Linked DNA regions of Homo sapiens: region 2 is linked to region 1. A link is a contact called in ENCODE Hi-C or POLR2A ChIA-PET data. All regions are on one chromosome and are shown on one strand. The core of a region is the stretch at or near the end of the contact, and the rest is flanking DNA. Distances in the headings are between cores, read along the strand shown.

Region 1 (4,348 bases), core at 1,263-3,762:
CCTTTATTGACAGGGAAACAGCAGGCTAATGGCACAGATGAAATGTAAATTTTGACAGCCCCGACAGGTAAATATTGGCTTTGCACAAACAAGTTTCTATAAATAACCTGTCTGCTGCAGAAACGCCACAGATGGCAGCAGGGCTGCCCAAGTGTTGATTTTTCCCAGGGTGCTTGGTGCAGAAAAGCACAGCTGTCAGCTTTGCTGTTCCTGTTCCCAGCTCAGGCTACCTCTGCTGTGCCTGCAGACTGTCCACGTCCCATCCTCCTTTGGCAGGAGAGGCAGGGACAGGTGGAGATCAGTCATTTCAATAACCTACCTCCGATGCCTTTCATTCCAGGATTCCAAAGGAGTTTCTTAAAAATGTCACTTCCTTGGGTTCTACAGTCCAAAGTGGGAATCTGTCTGATCTGGGGATGTGTTCGCCCCTTTTAATTAAAGTTGGTCCAGTTGAAAAGAAAATTGGATGGAGTGAGATACAGTCACTCTAGACTGTGTGCCACATGGCCCTGTTGCTAAAAATAGTACCGTCAAGGACTCTGGGCAGTATGTCAGGCTATTATGTTAGCAGGCATGGACTCTGACTTAAGGGGAATGTGAGGGGTATGGAGCCACAGCAAGTCATCTCACTGGGGAAATTTGCCCGATTTAACCCCATCCAGGGAGCTAAGGGAAACACAGTGAGCCACTATTGGAAAAACAGAGGCATTCTTATTTTTCAACTATGCAACTAAGAGCCCATAACTCTAATAAAGCTGATTGAGGTAATGACATTCTAAATGATCGTTCTAGGGATTCCCGGAAAGCTTCGTGCTAAGTTAAATGCCCGTCACTGAGGCTGGGCTCCGGTTTGGGGTATGCCTGTACCTCCCTCCTTCCCTCCCTAATGTTTATTTTCTGCTCCAACTTCTTTCCTTAGGCTCATTGACTTAGTGCATTTGTATTGTAAGCCCTTTCAAAACCCTTGTGAAAGTAGAAAAGGAAGAAACCATATAAAAGTGAGTCAGAGGATTCTAGAAGGTACCTAAGATAGCAATAGTAACTTAAAAACTTATTTTATATCCTACAAAGGCTTTGAGAAAATGTATGACAATAATGGACCTTGTGCAATTAAACAATCATAATTGAAAATTAGGAAGAAAACAATGTTGAGAACTGGAATAGGAAATCACCTGTGAATAATGAAGTAATGATGGTACCACACCCAGAGCAAACTTGTGGCGTTTTCTTTAGCCTTATCCCCGGAGAGTAGAGCAAAGCTGCCGTGAGTCAGCAGGCGTTGGAAAGGACAGCAAATACACTTGCTATTGCCCTGGGTTCGCAGAGTGAATTCAGGACCCTTTATTCCCACTTCAAGGCAACCAGTCACTGCTAGCATAGGCTCCTTTGCTTTTCTGGTGGGGCAGCCCCTTCTAGCTCTAATTCTACATTAAGAAGGTGTACTAGTGTTTTAGAGCTTTGGGCCTTTTCTCCCAAATCTTGTCTCCATGTATGAGGGCCTATGTTTTCACTAAGGGCTGGGAACACTTCCTAGGCTGGGCTACATCCACTCCATTGTGCTTCCCAATTACTTTCTATACAACTGGCTTCCAGCAGGCAACAAATCAATGTCTGTGAAGTCCCGTTGACTTCAAGGAGCTCCGGTCATCAGAGAAACTGATCTCCTCATTGGGGAAGAGACCAGTGACATGCTTCATGAGTAAAATTACAGCTTGATATTCACCAGTAGAACTTAGCAAGATGCTCAGCAGAGAAAATAATGAATCATCTTTTGCTAAGCCTGTGAGAAGGATAGAAAATATTATACGGGAGGTCCCAGGAGTAGAGTGAAAATCATGTGGGCTTTGAAATCAAGCAGACTTTAGTTTGAATCGTGCACTCCTTCGTGTGAGCTGGTGGACTTTGGTCAAGTTTGAGTCTCTTTGAATCTCAACTTCTCCATTTTAAAAATACAGATGGTGATAATTGGATTCTCAGGATTGTCGTGCCCAAGAAGCAGCCTAGTGTCAGGTGGCAAGCAGGGATTCTGGAGCCACATTGCCAAGTTCAGATTCCTGCTCTGACATTTACTAGCTGAGTCATCTGCAGCAAATTACTTAGCCTTTCTATGTTCATGTCCTTATGTTTAAAATAGGGAAAGTTGCCATGAGGAATAGTTAATCTATGTAACGTTCTAAGATCACTGTGAAGCACATAAGAGCTGCATGTGTTCTTGTGGCAATACCAGGTGGCATTGAGCAGAGATGCCCCACCTGTGGTACTCCCCACCTCCATCTTGCTCTCTTACTCTCCCTGTTCTTTTCTTGATCATTTTTATGTTTCCTGATCATTTTTTAAATGTGAAACCAGCCCTATTGTTGTGATTTTCCTAAAGGATTGTGCAGACCCTGTCTAGTGTATATCCACCCTCAGAGCAGAAGTTAGCATGACTTTCATGGAAAGCCAGGAAGGGAGCTCTCGAGGAAAAAGATGAGTGTTGTTATTCAGAACTGGGGTTAAGGTTTCATTTCCTTTTTGTTATGAAAATATGTTCTGCAATTGAAAACAAAAGTGCAAAGCGTTCTGAAAACTAAAAGTAATATACATGTTTCTTGAGTAAGGAGTGAATGAACTATTTAGAGGCATATAATACACTTCACTTATTCGAAGCATTAAATATTCCAGTTACTCATTCATTCAAACTTTCTTACGTAGCAGTTGTACATGGTTCTATGCCAGATTCTGGGGATAGAAATAGGAACAGGACAGTCCTTATCCCCCAAAACTCCAATCAAATTGTCTATGAATGAAATTGGTGATCAAGCAGTTGAACAAAGAGCCTCTCATGACTGAAGATCTAAAATGCCAACAGAGAGCACAGAGACAAGGAGAGGCCAGTGGCCCTTTTGTTAGGATGAGTGTGGCAGCTTAGCTGAGGCAGAGCTTACAAAAGGTAGGGGAAAGGGAAGACTGGATTTATATAAACACCGTGTTACTCTGAATTTTTTACGCATAAAAGAAAAGGTATTGTTGACAGTCACAGAACTGCATAACCATAGTAGATAAGGGATACTGAACGTACACAGTGGAAGGACTTTAATGAATGTGTCGCCTGCTCATTTGCATGTTCACCCACCTCGACCCGCTGCAGTGGCCAGCGTTGTCCCCAGTGTACAGATGTGGGAACTGGAGCTCAAAGGGAATGAGGCAGTAGCCCTCACCATGAGCACCTCTGAGGTAGGACCCAGGTTCCGCAGGTAGTCTGTGTCACACTGAACTGTCCCACATGCCAGCCTGCCGTGACCATGATCTGAAGGTGGCTGGTCATGGTGATTTTTGCTGCATGAGAATTCTGGAAGCTGTCAGTGGCGTGCTGTCAGGACTGCCTTTTTCCTTCCAGATCCTTGGACATCTTTTCTTCTCTTTCCTGCGAGCATCTTATCAGTTACTGAGAAAGGCCTTTCTGTACTGTGTATTCATTTTCTTGGGAAGTGTTCATTATAAGTGTAGATTTTTTACAGAGCCTAAAAAATTTCCTGGCTAGGGCACTAAATCTAATTAGCATGCAAAGCTGTGTATGATCTCATGTTATCATTCCTTCAAGCCAGAACACAGTGAACCCACCATCAAAGCAAGTGCTTTCTTAAAGGTAAACTATGCCATTTGTCCAGATTTATTCCCTCTCCATGCAAATCTATGGTTTTTATGTGACTAAAGATAATCTGTTGTCTACGCCAAAGAAAACGTCCTCTTCATTTCCCTCCTGAAATCCCCATCCATGTCATAAGCCTCCTCAGAGGGTGGCAGCACCCACCTGTCTCCTGAGACAGAGAAAATGTTGCTTTTAAGCCTCACTACAATTTGAGGGTTGTCACTTGTAATTACTTTATATTTCTATTTTAAGCATTGTTGACATGCTCTGGTAAATCATTTTGTTTTTCTAGATATAGCTGAGGGATCTTAGAAGTAAGTAATGTGCAGCTGCGCTTCCTGATAGAAGAGGAAAGACGTTCTAGATATGGCAGAGAGGGGGATGCCTCCTTAGTGAGTCAGGGTTGGGTGCCTCCCAGTGGCCTTTACTATTCTTTGATCCACATCCGCCAGGTTGTGAAGCAGCTACCTGGAGGTCTGGACTGACAGGGGAGTGCTTTGGACTATTGTACCTTGAAAAAAATTGTCTGTGTATAGCCATTGGTGAAATGATGATTGTATAGTCCATTGGTTTTATGTAAATTACAAATTAATGTTAACCTCTACCTCTAAAACTCTTGCTCCCTGGAAATCATTCAGCACGAAGCTAAGGTGATGCTAGCTTACTAACACGATTTCAAATCCAAGGCACCTGGGGTGGAGTAAGCAGAAAGGCTTA
Region 2 (4,348 bases), core at 1,072-3,571, 200 kb after region 1:
TGGCACTTTACTCATTATTGAATTATTGATTGATACAAAAAAACTTGTAAGATTTAGATCTAATAACACAGTGACAATCCCATTTATGTGGGGAATGCTTACCCAGAATGCCCAACAATGCTGAACACAGATGAAAAAGGAAATGTAGGTGAAATAAATAAATAAAGCGTCTTTAGGGTCAAAATAGATGCCACAGTAAAACCCCGAGAGGTTATGGGGTTCCTTAATAGGAGAGTCCCTTGAGCTTTCATTCAAAGCCCATTTTCTCTTTTTTAAAAAGTCAATTATAATTTCTTTGGTTTTTAGCCTTTAGCAGATTAAAGATAGCAAATGGGAGCAGGGAGGCATGCATGTTGTCTACAAGAGGACAGTGAGGGAGGAGACAGGCAGAATATAAAAAGCACACACAAGAACTATGAAAGCATAACAATCTAGAGCCAGTGAGTGAAGAGAAACAACCACTTACATCTAAATGATCTCCAGCCTATCCTTCCTTGCAGATATTGCAGAGGACAGAGCAAAAGTAGATTGGGAAATTTGATCTTGCTTCTACTTTAACCCTTTGTTCTTTTTGAATGGAATGGTTAATAAGTGTATCAGTTTCCAATTGCTGCTGTAACAAATCACAACAAACTTAGTAACTTCAAGAAATACAAACTTACTATCTTATAGTTCTGGAGGTTAGAAACACAAAATGGGACTTGCAGGCTAAAATCAAAGCGTGGGCAGAGCTGTACTCCTTTTGCAGGCTCTGGGAGAGAATCCGTCTCCTTGCCTTTCCAGCTTTCAGAGGCTGCCTTTGTTCCCGGCACATACTCACTTCCCCTTATTGCTCCAACCCCTGTTTTCATGATCAGGTCGCCTACTCTTACTTTGAACTTTCTGCCTTATGATTATGTAGATCCTTATGATTATATAGGGCCTATCCAGACAGTACAGGATAATCTCCTTATTTCAATATCCGTACTATTCTAAACAGCTGCACAATCTCTTGTTATGTAAAGTAATATATTCACAGATTCCAGGATTAGGACATAAACTTCTCTTGGGGGTGATTATACAGGCTACCACATTAGCAAGTGAATTTCACAAACAAAGAATTTCATAACTAATGTCACCACTTTACTGTCTAGAATCACTGCTCCTCAGCAGGGGAAATGGAGGCAGCCCACACTGGTGAGCATCCACCTGTTCTTCTCTGAATGGCCAAGATGTGGTAGTCAGCAGATTTTGCAAAAGGCAAAAAGAGGAACACAAACTTATACAAAAGGGCATATTCAAACATGTAAAGTGAATGTACAAGGGAACTTTGGCTTTATTCCCACAACTGGAAAGAAGAAATGAAAGCCAGTACATGGTATCTGGCTTGAAGAGAGGAAACCAGGCCTGGGCTGGGGTTTCCCACACATCATCTTGTGCCAGCAGCCCAGCGCAAGGACTGATGTTCACTCCAATGACCTTGCTCAAGGGGAAGAGCTTGTATCATGATGATAATAAAAAAACAGGTGTCCCCAAGGTTTTCACGCAATATCTCAATCTAAGGGGCTAAAATTAAAGAGGAAAACTTCATTTCACAGAAATTTCACATATGTGGAATTCAGAGTAAGAAGTTGAGAAAAGTAAGAGCTTCCAGACCAGGGGTCCTTGGGCCTGGGATCCATGAAAATAAACAAGTTAGTTTCAGGGGTCTGTGATTTTTGTAAATTCATGTGTAAATGTTAGTGTGCTTGCATTAGCTGCTTTTTTTTCTGGAAAGAGGATCCATAGCTTTCATCAGATTCTCAAAGGGGTCTGTGACACCATAAAATATAAGATTCTTTTTTGGATTATTTTGAGACAGGGTCCCACTGTCACCCACGCTGGAGTGCAATGGTGTGATTACGGCTCCTTGCAGCCTTGACCTCCCAGGCTCAAGCCATCCTTCCACCTCAGCCTCCTGAGTAACTGGGACTTACAGGCACATGCCACCACACCTGGCTAATTTTTAAATTTGTTGTAGAGACAGGGTCTCCCTGTGCTGCTCAGACTGGTTTCAAACTCCTGGGCTCAAGCGATCCTCCCACCTCTGCCTCCCAAAGTGCTGGGATTACGGGTGTGAACCACTACAACCAGCCTAAGATTCTTTACATAAGGTGGTCAATTAGGAACAGATAAAAAAAGCCTCATGTCATTAATTTCCTGATGCAAGAAGTTGTTTCCTTTTATCTATGGAATATGCTTAAAGTCAGTATAGGGACCAGCACATGTACAAGCGTGAGAGCCCAGCCTCAGCTACTCCTCAAAGGGCACTGTAACACAAAGAAAAGCAGCTTCCTACTTTACAGGAATAGTAGGTTTGTGAGTTTCCCAACAAAGGGCTTTGCATATCGGTGCCAGCTCTGATCGTGTGGGTGAATAATAACAAAAAGCAAAGCAATTTAACCATATTGAAATAAACTAATTTGCCATATGGCACAAGTCAACAGTGAGGGCAGAAATCTTTACAAATTTTCTTAATCTCCATGTCTACAACAGTGCTTGACTGTAGGTGATCAATAGTAGCTGATTAATAGACAAGTATTGAATGAATTAATTAATGAAGAGTTTTCTAGAACCCTATGAAGACTGTGGATCCGCTTAATATAGGCTGACTTTATAATTTCTTTTACCATTAATAAGAAATATGGCTGAGCGCAGTGGCCCATGCCTGTAATTCCAGCACTTTGGGAGGCTAAGGCTGGTGGATCATCTGAGGTCAGGAGTTCGAGACCAGTCTGGCCAATATGGCGAAACCTCATGTCTACTAAAAATATAAAAATTCGCCAGGCATGGTGGCTCATGCCTGTAATCCCAGCTACTAGGGAGGCTGAGGCAGGAGAATTGCTTGAACCAAGAGGCAGAGGTTGCAGTGAGCCAAGATCGTGCCACTGTACTCCAGCCTGGGTGACAGGGCAAGACTCTGTCTCAAAAAAAAAAAAAAAAAGAAAAGAAAAAAGAAAAAAAGAAATATGTATGATTTTGTGTAAAAGCCACATATTGGCATTGAACAGAAAATTCTAACAATTTCATTTATAATTGTTGTAACAGGTCACTGAAACATTTTTACTTTTATCAATGCACTATTTCCTTATATTTATGTTAAAAATTCACGTATGAGAGAAAATGGAGAGGAAAGGCCACTACCAGATTATTTCCATCCATATCATATAATTTAAGACCTATGACTCCATGGACATAAAAGACCTAAGTTTCAGAGCTGACAGTGACAGGATGAAAGGTTTCTGTTTCTGTTGATTGAGAATGAACTATTTTCCTGCATGGTGGAATTCAAGCACATTATTCGTGGGTGCCATGCACTTACTGTCTTGTTCTTGGTGTGGCCTGTGTAAGCCCCTGAATCAGTTCTACATGCGCACCTTGAGGCAGCCCACCAAACAATAGCCTTTAAATAGGTCTGTTTTAGAGTCTGAGCAATTTCTCAATCAAAGAGTGGAAGGAAAGCTTCTGAATCTGAAATTAAGACTTTTTATATCATGACCTGTAGCCATGAGGTTTTCTGACCCCTCCAAGGGGGAACGCTCATCAGGGTTTTTGAAGCAAGGTGCTGGCTGGTTGCTTTACCTGCTAGGTTTGCGGAGAGACAACTTCATATGAGCCATGTTACAGGAAACACCTGGCTAGATGATCCCATTGTCTTTTGGCTTGAACTCTGCGAGAGCAGAGGCACTGGACAGGGCAGTGAGAAGGTGGTCGTTCTGGAGGAGCTAAACCACTTCTGAGTGTATTCCAGCAAAGCAGTGAATGCCAGGGGAGCGGATGGTCTAGCAAATGGCCTGCAAGAGTCTGGTTCCAGGAGAAGACCCAGGGATGAGGTCTGAAGGCAGAGTCGCTCTGGGTCAGAGCAAACTGGGCAGGTGGAACAGGTACTAGTGACTCTAGGTCATACCCAAGGCACCAGCTAATTTTTTAGGTATTAATACAGGCATCACAAGCATTTGCATTTTTTTCCAGGAGACAGGAAAAGGCATTGGAATGATTCAAAACTCTGGTTCTATCCTAGAGTGACTTCGAGCTGGGTACATTCTAACTTAGATGGCCTCAGCTGCAAAGCCAACTGGACTCCAGCCTTGCAGACCAGTGAGGATGGAAATGATTGCAAAACCAAGATGGACGATGTTGAGATGGACTCAACCCTGCTATTGAGATTGGCCCTTACAGGGGAGGATATTTGGTCTAGCGTTCAGAGTCTAAAGGCACAGAGTGAGAATTTATTTCAGGCAGATATCAATAACCCCGAAGGCCCAGTCCAGCTGGTAGGGCATACCTGAGATGCAGGCAACGGGTAACATGCAAAGTCAGGTGCACAGTG

What was found. A loop is a pair of places that touch in the nucleus more often than their neighbours do. ChIA-PET counts read pairs that join two places held with the same protein, here RNA polymerase II (POLR2A). Pooled maps may share reads with other maps.
Region 2: a pooled map shows a loop between it and region 1 (2.4-fold over the local background). The contact joins two enhancer-like sites. A Hi-C loop is called at or near these places in 1 of 168 maps with a recorded cell type or tissue (GM12878), 12 of 37 single-sample maps with no recorded cell type and 5 of 50 pooled maps. POLR2A ChIA-PET finds 5 or more read pairs at or near these places in 1 of 52 experiments (K562).

The regions. Positions count from the first base shown.
Region 1 is chr7:36,941,940-36,946,287 of GRCh38, reverse strand. All of the region lies in intron 16 of ELMO1 (engulfment and cell motility 1), which reads left to right. Among named protein-coding and RNA genes, the nearest start is that of MIR1200, 25 kb to the right of the region's middle. RefSeq lists an enhancer at 3,188-3,257. Within about 2 kb of position 2,512, at least 3 of the 41 ENCODE cell types and tissues checked have a DNase peak (open chromatin) inside an H3K27ac peak, as active enhancers do.
Region 2 is chr7:36,740,029-36,744,376 of GRCh38, reverse strand. No RefSeq gene overlaps it. Among named protein-coding and RNA genes, the nearest start is that of AOAH, 18 kb to the right of the region's middle. Within about 2 kb of position 2,321, at least 3 of the 41 ENCODE cell types and tissues checked have a DNase peak (open chromatin) inside an H3K27ac peak, as active enhancers do.